Regions from separate parts of the Homo sapiens genome. Here region 2 is linked to region 1. A link is an interaction called in ENCODE POLR2A ChIA-PET data of the cell type or tissue named here. Cell type or tissue: PC-3. All regions are shown on one strand.

Region 1 (4,000 bases):
GAGCATCCATATTTTCTTTTTTGAGACAGTCTTACTCTGTGGCACAGGCTGGAATGCACTGGCGTGATTACAGCTCACTGTAGCCTCAACCACCCAGGCTCAAGCAATCCGCCTACTTTAGCCTCCTGAGTAGTGGATGCCACCACGCCTGGCTAATTTTTCTTTTTTTTTTCCTTTCTTTTTTGTTTTTGTAGAGATGGGGTTTCCCCATGTGGCCAGGCTGGTCTCAAAACTCCTGGGCTCAAGGGATCCACCTGCCTTGGCCTCCCAAGGTGCTGGGACTACAGGCGTGAGCCACTGTGCCCTGCCCATATTTTCTTGACTGTTTTCTTTTTACCTTAATTTAGAAATGATTATCGTTATGAATATTCTGTTGGATAATGTTTGAGGATGTTTTTAGTGATAGTGGGAATATGGGAAGTTTTGATAGAGGCAAAGACATTGGCCTACAGCTGAACAGCAGGATCATGGTTATCATGGAGCCTGTCCAGTCAGAATTTTCCCTGTTTAAGCACTTGTATTCATCTGGGTAGACTTTGGATATTATTTAAATTTAGAACACAGCAAGAAAAACAGGATGGAATTTATTTTATTTTACCGGTAAATGTGAACTTCTCGTACACTCCTGTAAACGTATATGGTGTTTTACTGGATACAGGTAAAAAATGAAAGTTAGAGTTGATGCTTAGAGTTTTTTCAGGGTCTTTTTAAAGTAAAATTTTCATCTTTTCACTTATAGGTAAAAAGCTCCGACTCACCATTATTGAATGTGGGTGTGACATTAACATGATGATTGATCTGGCTGAAGTAGCAGATCTGGTAAGTGAGCAGGGGCAGCCTGGGGTGCTGATGGAGACTTACAGCATTGTGATAGGTTATTTACCCCGTGATGAAGGGAATAGAGTTTTATGATTATTAAAGGAATCATGGTCATCATCAAGGATACAATAGATGTGATTGAATTGATGATAATAATAATAGTAATAAATGTTGTTATATTAATAATACAAATGGAATGTGTACAATAAAATGTATTCCAAAATCTAAAAGCAAATCACAGGATAGAGAAAACCTTTAATGAACACAGCTAATAAGAACTCATTAACATGCATACATATATACCTACAAATATATCATAGTAAGTACCATTTCTTCTTGGACCCTTCCTGGCACTGTGCTAACTGCTTTCTACAAATTTAGCTTACATAAACCCTTGATACACCCTTGAGGTGAGTAGGTATTATCTGTAGTTTACATAAGATGAAATAGAGCCTCCCAGCAGTTAAGTAACTTGTGTGAAGATGGGACCCTTGTTCCTAATGGTTCTAGAACCTTTATCCTTAGTGATAATAAGTAAGTACATGAATTGCCTGAAGAAGTGGTCAGAGTTTATCATAGAAAATCTAGATAGTACTCAGTGTGTGGAAAAATGTACACGCTCTTGCATTTATGGAAATGATAATGTTCACTATTTCTGATATTCTATTAACTATCTTTTTTTTAAACTATCTTTTAAATTAACTAAAATAAAATACAAATTACCAAAAAAAAAAAAGAAAGAAAGAAAAAGGCCAGACGCAGTGGCTCATGCCTGTAATCCCAGCACTTTAGGAGGCTGAAGTGGGCAGATCACCTGAGGTTGGGAGTTTGAGACCAGCCTGACCAACATGCAGAAACCCCGTCTCTACTAAAAATGCAAAATTAGCTGGGTGAGGTGGCTCATGCCTATAACCTCAGCTACTTAGGAGGCTGAGACAGGAGAATTGCTTCAACCCGGGAGGCGGAGGTTGTGGTGAGTCGAGATCCCGCCATTGCACTCCAGCCTGGGCAACAAGAGCGAAATTCCATCTCAAAAAAAAAAAAAAAAAAAAGCAAAAAATAAGCCATATTGATTAGGAAGTGTGGGATGACAGATACCTTGGTTTTTTCATTTTTATTTAGTTTTTTCTAGAGCTACAGATTTCATACTTTGGCCCAGGAAGACTCCTAAAATATAAAGTAAAAGGTAATACAGATTTTAAAGTCGTGCCATTGTAATGTCTGTAATGTCAGAAAACTAAATAACATTCAAATTTTGAACATGTAATGCTACTATTAGTAAAAATAAGTGTTATTAATGTAAAGTTGTGTAAGGATTACTAAATCTTGTATACTTGAAATGATTGAATAGTTCATAGAAGTCATTTGTTTCTCTTTTATTTAAGATGTAGCAAGTTTCTAATTTTAAAGACATATTAAGAGATGCCTTTACTTTTTTTTATTTTTAGTTATTATGGATACATAATAGTTGTACATATTTATGGGGTACATGTAGTATTTTGATAGAAGCATACAATGTGTGATGATCAAATCAAGGTAATTCAGATGTCCGTCACTTCAAACATTTATCATTTTTTTGTGTTGGGAACATTTCAATTTCATTCTTTTAGTTCTGAATTATATAATAAATTATAGTCACCCTATTGTGCTGTTGGACACTAGAATTTATTCTAACTGTATTTTTGTACCTGTTAACCTTTCCCTCTTTTTCCCTCCCTCCCTGCTCCCCTTCCCAGTCTCTTAACCATCATTGAGAGAGATGCCTATGTAAATCTTTTTAAGATTTTCAAAAGGAGCACACACATTTGGTAAAGCACTCTAACTGTAATGCAGGGTATACACAATGCACATTTTCTTTTTCCTTGCTCTAAGGCTGGTCTCTCAGGTCCCTGCAGAGCAGTATCCTTCCAGATACATATAAACACACATGCCACCCTTTAAAAACACAAATGGTAGCTTATTTTACACGCTGTTCTATGCTTTGCTTTTTTCATGTAATATATCTTGGAGGTATATAATCAGTAAGTACTGTAGCTCTGCCTCCTTCTTTTTAATATAATATTCCATTCTGTGGACGCACCATAATTTATTTAGCTTAGCTTATGTTGATTGCTCTGCTCTGGGTTTTCAAAGCCTCCTGAGTACAGCAAAGGCACAAACGATATGTGGATTTGGGTGTGTACGTGTGTGTGTGTGTGGATTATGGGAGTAACACTGGCTTAGATGACAAAGATTGGCAGCTGAGGGACTGTTTGCTCCCTGTTCTTCCTGATCCTACAACCAGCTGCTTGCCCCTTGGCACTCTGTGGCATCAGATGTGGTGTGAGGATATTCCACTTATTCTTTGAGCTGGTCCACTGTTGCTGGAGAGCTCTGCTTGCTGCCTCGGTTTCCAGAGGCATCTGTGCTTTCCTACAAGCCCAACTTCATATATTCTGTGGTTTCGGGTTTTGAATGTTTCCTAGTTTAATCAAAGATGGGCATTTCTGTTTCCATTTTTTGTTAGTTTTAGTTATCCATGGAAAGATAAAAACAGAACTATCTTTAATATTAAAACTAGAAGTTTCCAGGAATCAATTCTGAAATTTGCATCTTTGAAGTGTCTTAATTTTAAAAATTGGTCTTATCTGCTTATATTTTCTTATAGACTACCATTCATCGTAATCTTACTGTTTTTTGACTTAATTCTAAACTGGTAGCTATTTAAAGAAATTCCTGAGCAATTGAGTTATACAAATTAACATACAAGATAGAGGTATACACTGCATACTTCCCAGCAAAAAAAGTTTTTTTTTTGTGAGGACATTGAAAGAAGAGGTTGGTTTTCTGTACATATTAAATATATTTCATTGATTATCACTTTCTTCCCATTCTTTGGATGTCAGAGACCTGTTATTTGGCTTAAAAATACATTATAGAAAACTTCATTTCTTTAAATTAGGATTTCTTAGGTACGGGCCTGGTTAGATCCAGCCTTTTCTGAGTTACTTCTCATGCATTAGAATTCTTAAAATGGATGTTTATATCCTAGTGGCCTTGTCTTATGGTTGCCTTTTAGAGCAAGTCAGAGGGTGGTGGTTTCTCTGGGTGATGCCTGTGTAGTCATTTGATTTAGTCTGGAGTGGGACTTTTCTGTCGAGGGCCAGATAGTAGATATTTTCAGCTTTGTGGATCATATCTT
Region 2 (4,000 bases), 690 kb after region 1:
GCCAAGGTGGGTGGATCACAAGGTCAGGAGATCAAGACCATCCTCACAAACATGGTAAAACCCCATCTCTACTAAAAATACAAAAATTAGCTGGGTGTGGTGGCGCGCCTGTAATCCCAGCTACTCGGGAGGCTGAGGCAGGAGAATGGCTTGAACCCGGGAGGTAGAGATTGCAGTGAGCCGAGATCATGCCACTGCACTCCAGCCTGGCGACAGAGAGAGATCCATCTCAAAAAAAAAAAAAAAAAAATTCATGAATTCGATGTTTTGGAAGACTGTTTGTTTTTGGAAATTTTCTATGTATGCAATGACCCTTTTGAAGAAATATCCAGCCCACAGTCAATGGACTGTTGCCAATAAATCAAAATAAATCACTGTAGGAAAGTGATCTATACACTTAAAAAAAAAAACTAAATATTGCTAAACATTTCAAACCTATTTTTTAAATATTCTAACTTTGTAGCTCTTAAGCAGTTTTATTGGATTTTTGAGAAAGGTACAACCATACTTACATATTATAAATGATAGCAGAAGGTATTTAGCTACTAGCATTAGAAGGCCGGGCATGGTGGCTCATGCCTGTAATATCAGCACTTTGGGAGGCTGAGGTGAGAGGATGGTTTGAGCCCAGGAGCTTGAGACCAGCCTGGATAGTATAGCTAGACCTTGTCTCTATTTACAAAAAATTAAGAAAAAAATTAGCTGAGAGTGATGGTGCACGTCTGTAGTCCCAGCTACCCAGGAGGCTTAGGTGGGTAGATCACTTGAGCCTGGGAAGCAGAGATTGCAGTGAGCTGAGATTGCACCACTGCACTCCAGGCTGGGTGACAGAGCAAAAACTCTGTCTCAAAAAAAAAAAAAAAAAAAAAAAAGGCCATCTCAGTTGCCAAATGGAAGAAAATTCGTGTTCTGATGTCAGTTAATTTAATCCCTTGTAGCCTGGGAACATCTGTATTTTGAATGATTTAGAAAGGAATTTCAAATATCTGTATTTAGAGAACTGTCTAAGCGATGACATCACTTTCAGTGGAAGTAATAATTTGTTCCAGCATTTCAGCAAATAGAATTTTTTTGGCAAAATATTTTTGGAACTCCTTTAGTATTTAAAAAACATAAAACAGGCGGGGCATGGTGGCTCACGCCTGTAATCCTAGCACTTTGGGAGGCCCAGGCGGGCAGATCCCGAGGTCAGGAGATCGAGACCGTTCTGGCTAACACAGTGAAACCCCATCTCTACTAAAAATACAAAAAAATTAGCCGGGCATGGTGGCGGGTGCCTGTGGTCCCAACTACTGGGGAGGCTGAGGCAGGAGAACGGCAGGAACCCAGGAGGCAGAGCTTGCAGTGAGCTGAAATTGCGCCACTGCACTCCAGCCTGGGCAACAGAGCGAGACTCAAAAAACAAACAAACCCATAAAACAAAAAAGGCTTTTTTTTTTTTAAGAGGCAGGGTCTTGCTCTGTCATCTAGGCCTAAGTCCAGTGGCATGATCATAGCTCACTGCTCCTTCCAACTCCTGGGCAGAAGTGATCTTCCTACCTCAGTCTCCCGAGTAGCTGGGAATACAGGTGCTCACCACCATGCTTGGATAATTTTTAATTTTTTATTTTGTAGAGACAGGGTTTCACTATATTGCCTAGGCTGGTCTCAAACTCCCGGGCTCAAGTGATCCTCCCAGAGTATTGGTATTACAGGCGCGAGCCATTGCATCCAGCCAAAAAAGGCTTTACTTATGTTACTGACAATCTGTTAACTTTTGGCAAGTCATCTCTGTCTTTTCCACTATTAAAAAGCAAATAAAGGCCGGGCACGGTGGCTCACGCCTGTAATCCCAGCACTTTGGGAGGCCGAGGCGGGCGGATCACGAGGTCAGGAGATCGAGACCATCCCGGCTAAAACGGTGAAACCTCGTCTCTACTAAAAATACAAAAAATTAGCCGGGCGTAGTGGCGGGCGCCTGTAGTCCCAGCTACTTGGGAGGCTGAGGCAGGAGAATGGCGTGAACCCGGGAGGCGGAGCTTGCAGTGAGCCGAGATCCCGCCACTGCACTCCAGCCTGGGCGACAGAGCGAGACTCCGTCTCAAAAAAAAAAAAAAAAAAAAAAGCAAATAAAAACCCTAAGAATTTACTACAGCTTGTAAATGAAAAAGCTAATAATTTTGGGTAGATCAGAGAAATGGAATTTGAAGTTTTTGAAATGTAAACATTCAGTTTTGTGCTCTGAAAAGATAGTTAAGTGAACTCATAAAGTCTAGTTAAAGTAATATAAATAATGACCTATGCAAATAAACAATAATCTGTTTAGAGTGGTAGAAAAGCTTTTTTGATTCTGGTGGGAAAGTGATTTTCATTTTTTTACTCTGAAGTGATGATTTCCTACAATACGGTATTTATGATATCATGAATGTAACATGATATATATGTATATGTGTGTATTTATTTATTTATTTTATTTTACTTTATTTTCTTTCGGAGACAGGGTCTCACTCTGTCGCCCAGGCTGGAGTGCAGTGGCACAGTCATGGCTCACTACAGCCTCCACCTCCCAGGCTCAAGCAATCCTCCCACCTCAGCCTCCTGAGTAACTGGGGCTACGGGTGCACACCACCATGCCCAGCTAAGTTTTGTATTTTTGTAGAGATGCGGTTTTGCTTTGTTGCCCAGGCTGGTCTTGAACTCCTGGGCTCAAGTGATCATCTCACCTTGGCCTCCCAAAGTGCTGGGATTACAGGCATGAGCCACCATGTCTGGCCTTAAATATATCATAAATATGTTATTTAGGCTTAAGATTTTGTTTACCCTTGTTACTAAGGAGCAAATTAGTATTAAAGTATAATATATATAAACAAATACAAAAAGTTTTGAGTGGTTCAGCTTTTTTATTTTTTTTAATGGCATAACTTTTAACAACACTGCTCTGTAATGGGTTGAACTGTGGTACTCAGACTGAGATAACTGAAATGAGTGGATGTATAGTGTTATTGCATAATTATCCCACTATGAAGCAAAGGGACTGGATAAATTCCCAGTCTAGATTATTAGCCTTTGTTAACCATCAAGCACCTAGAGAAGAATTATTGGAAATTTTGTCCTCTGTAACTGGCACTTTGGGGTGTGACTTATCTTTTGCCTTTGTAAAAAAAAAAAAAAAAAAATATATATATATATATATATATATATATATATATATATATATATATAGTGGTTTTCGATTAGCTAATCATAGAATATTCTTATGTGTGTGTCGGGTTAGAAGAAGGTAGTGATCATGTTCAAATTACATTACTGACATTTTTCTTTGGAGCTTTCCTTACTCACATATTAGAAGTGTAGTTTTGCAGTGTGAGAATGTTGCTCCCTTACTCTGCGCATTCTAGTGGTATTTTACAAAATCATGAAGTTTTTTTTTTTTTTTTTTAACAGCGGAAACTCAGTAGAAAGGAAAAAAGCATAGAAATGTTACTCTAATTGAATGCACAGCTTTGGCTTCAGGTCCTGTCATTAAGGCCAAAAGGAACATACTTTGGGCTATTTAATTTTTAATGGAAAAAAAAGGACACATATAAAGTTATCTGAAGAAATAGTTCTTTTTTCTCCTGGCACTAAATTGTGTTTTATGGGGAAAAACACTGTATAATTAGTTGACATTTTCAATTACAGTTATACAAAAGATAAATGATCTTCAAATGATTTTTCCTATTAAATGCTATAACATTAAAAAAAAATCCCAACTCAGTTAAAGCACTGGGTACTAGAAAGCAAAACCTCTGGATTTCTTATGATTTAATCTAACACAGGAATAAGACTTCCAGGTCCTAGAAGAATGGACAGTTAACATACATTACAGTATAATGGTCTCCACTGAATTTTAGTAATGTTACAATGTAAATTCAGAGCTGAGTTTTTAGATAACCTATTATGTCTATAATAATGTCACTGAAGACAGATTAGCAGTAATTGTTAAGGATGGGATCCAGATGAGTAACTTGAAGATAGTTCT

Evidence for each region. Peaks named below come from ENCODE experiments on the same cell type or tissue, not always from the same donor. Only the 100,000 strongest peaks of a DNase experiment are listed, where the experiment ranks them.
Region 2: POLR2A ChIA-PET joins it to region 1 with 27 read pairs; 2 of 35 experiments call an interaction of 5 or more read pairs at or near these places.

What each region holds. Positions count from the first base shown.
Region 1 is chr10:73,722,780-73,726,779 of GRCh38, reverse strand. It overlaps the pseudogene BMS1P4-AGAP5 and the pseudogene BMS1P4. Among named protein-coding and RNA genes, the nearest start is that of SEC24C, 20 kb to the left of the region's middle. In PC-3, no CTCF peak of the experiment used is centred here; no DNase peak of the experiment used is centred here.
Region 2 is chr10:73,036,727-73,040,726 of GRCh38, reverse strand. The region is part of intron 9 of P4HA1 (prolyl 4-hydroxylase subunit alpha 1); the gene reads left to right. Among named protein-coding and RNA genes, the nearest start is that of P4HA1, 58 kb to the left of the region's middle. In PC-3, no CTCF peak of the experiment used is centred here; no DNase peak of the experiment used is centred here; H3K27ac peaks cover 1,655 bases.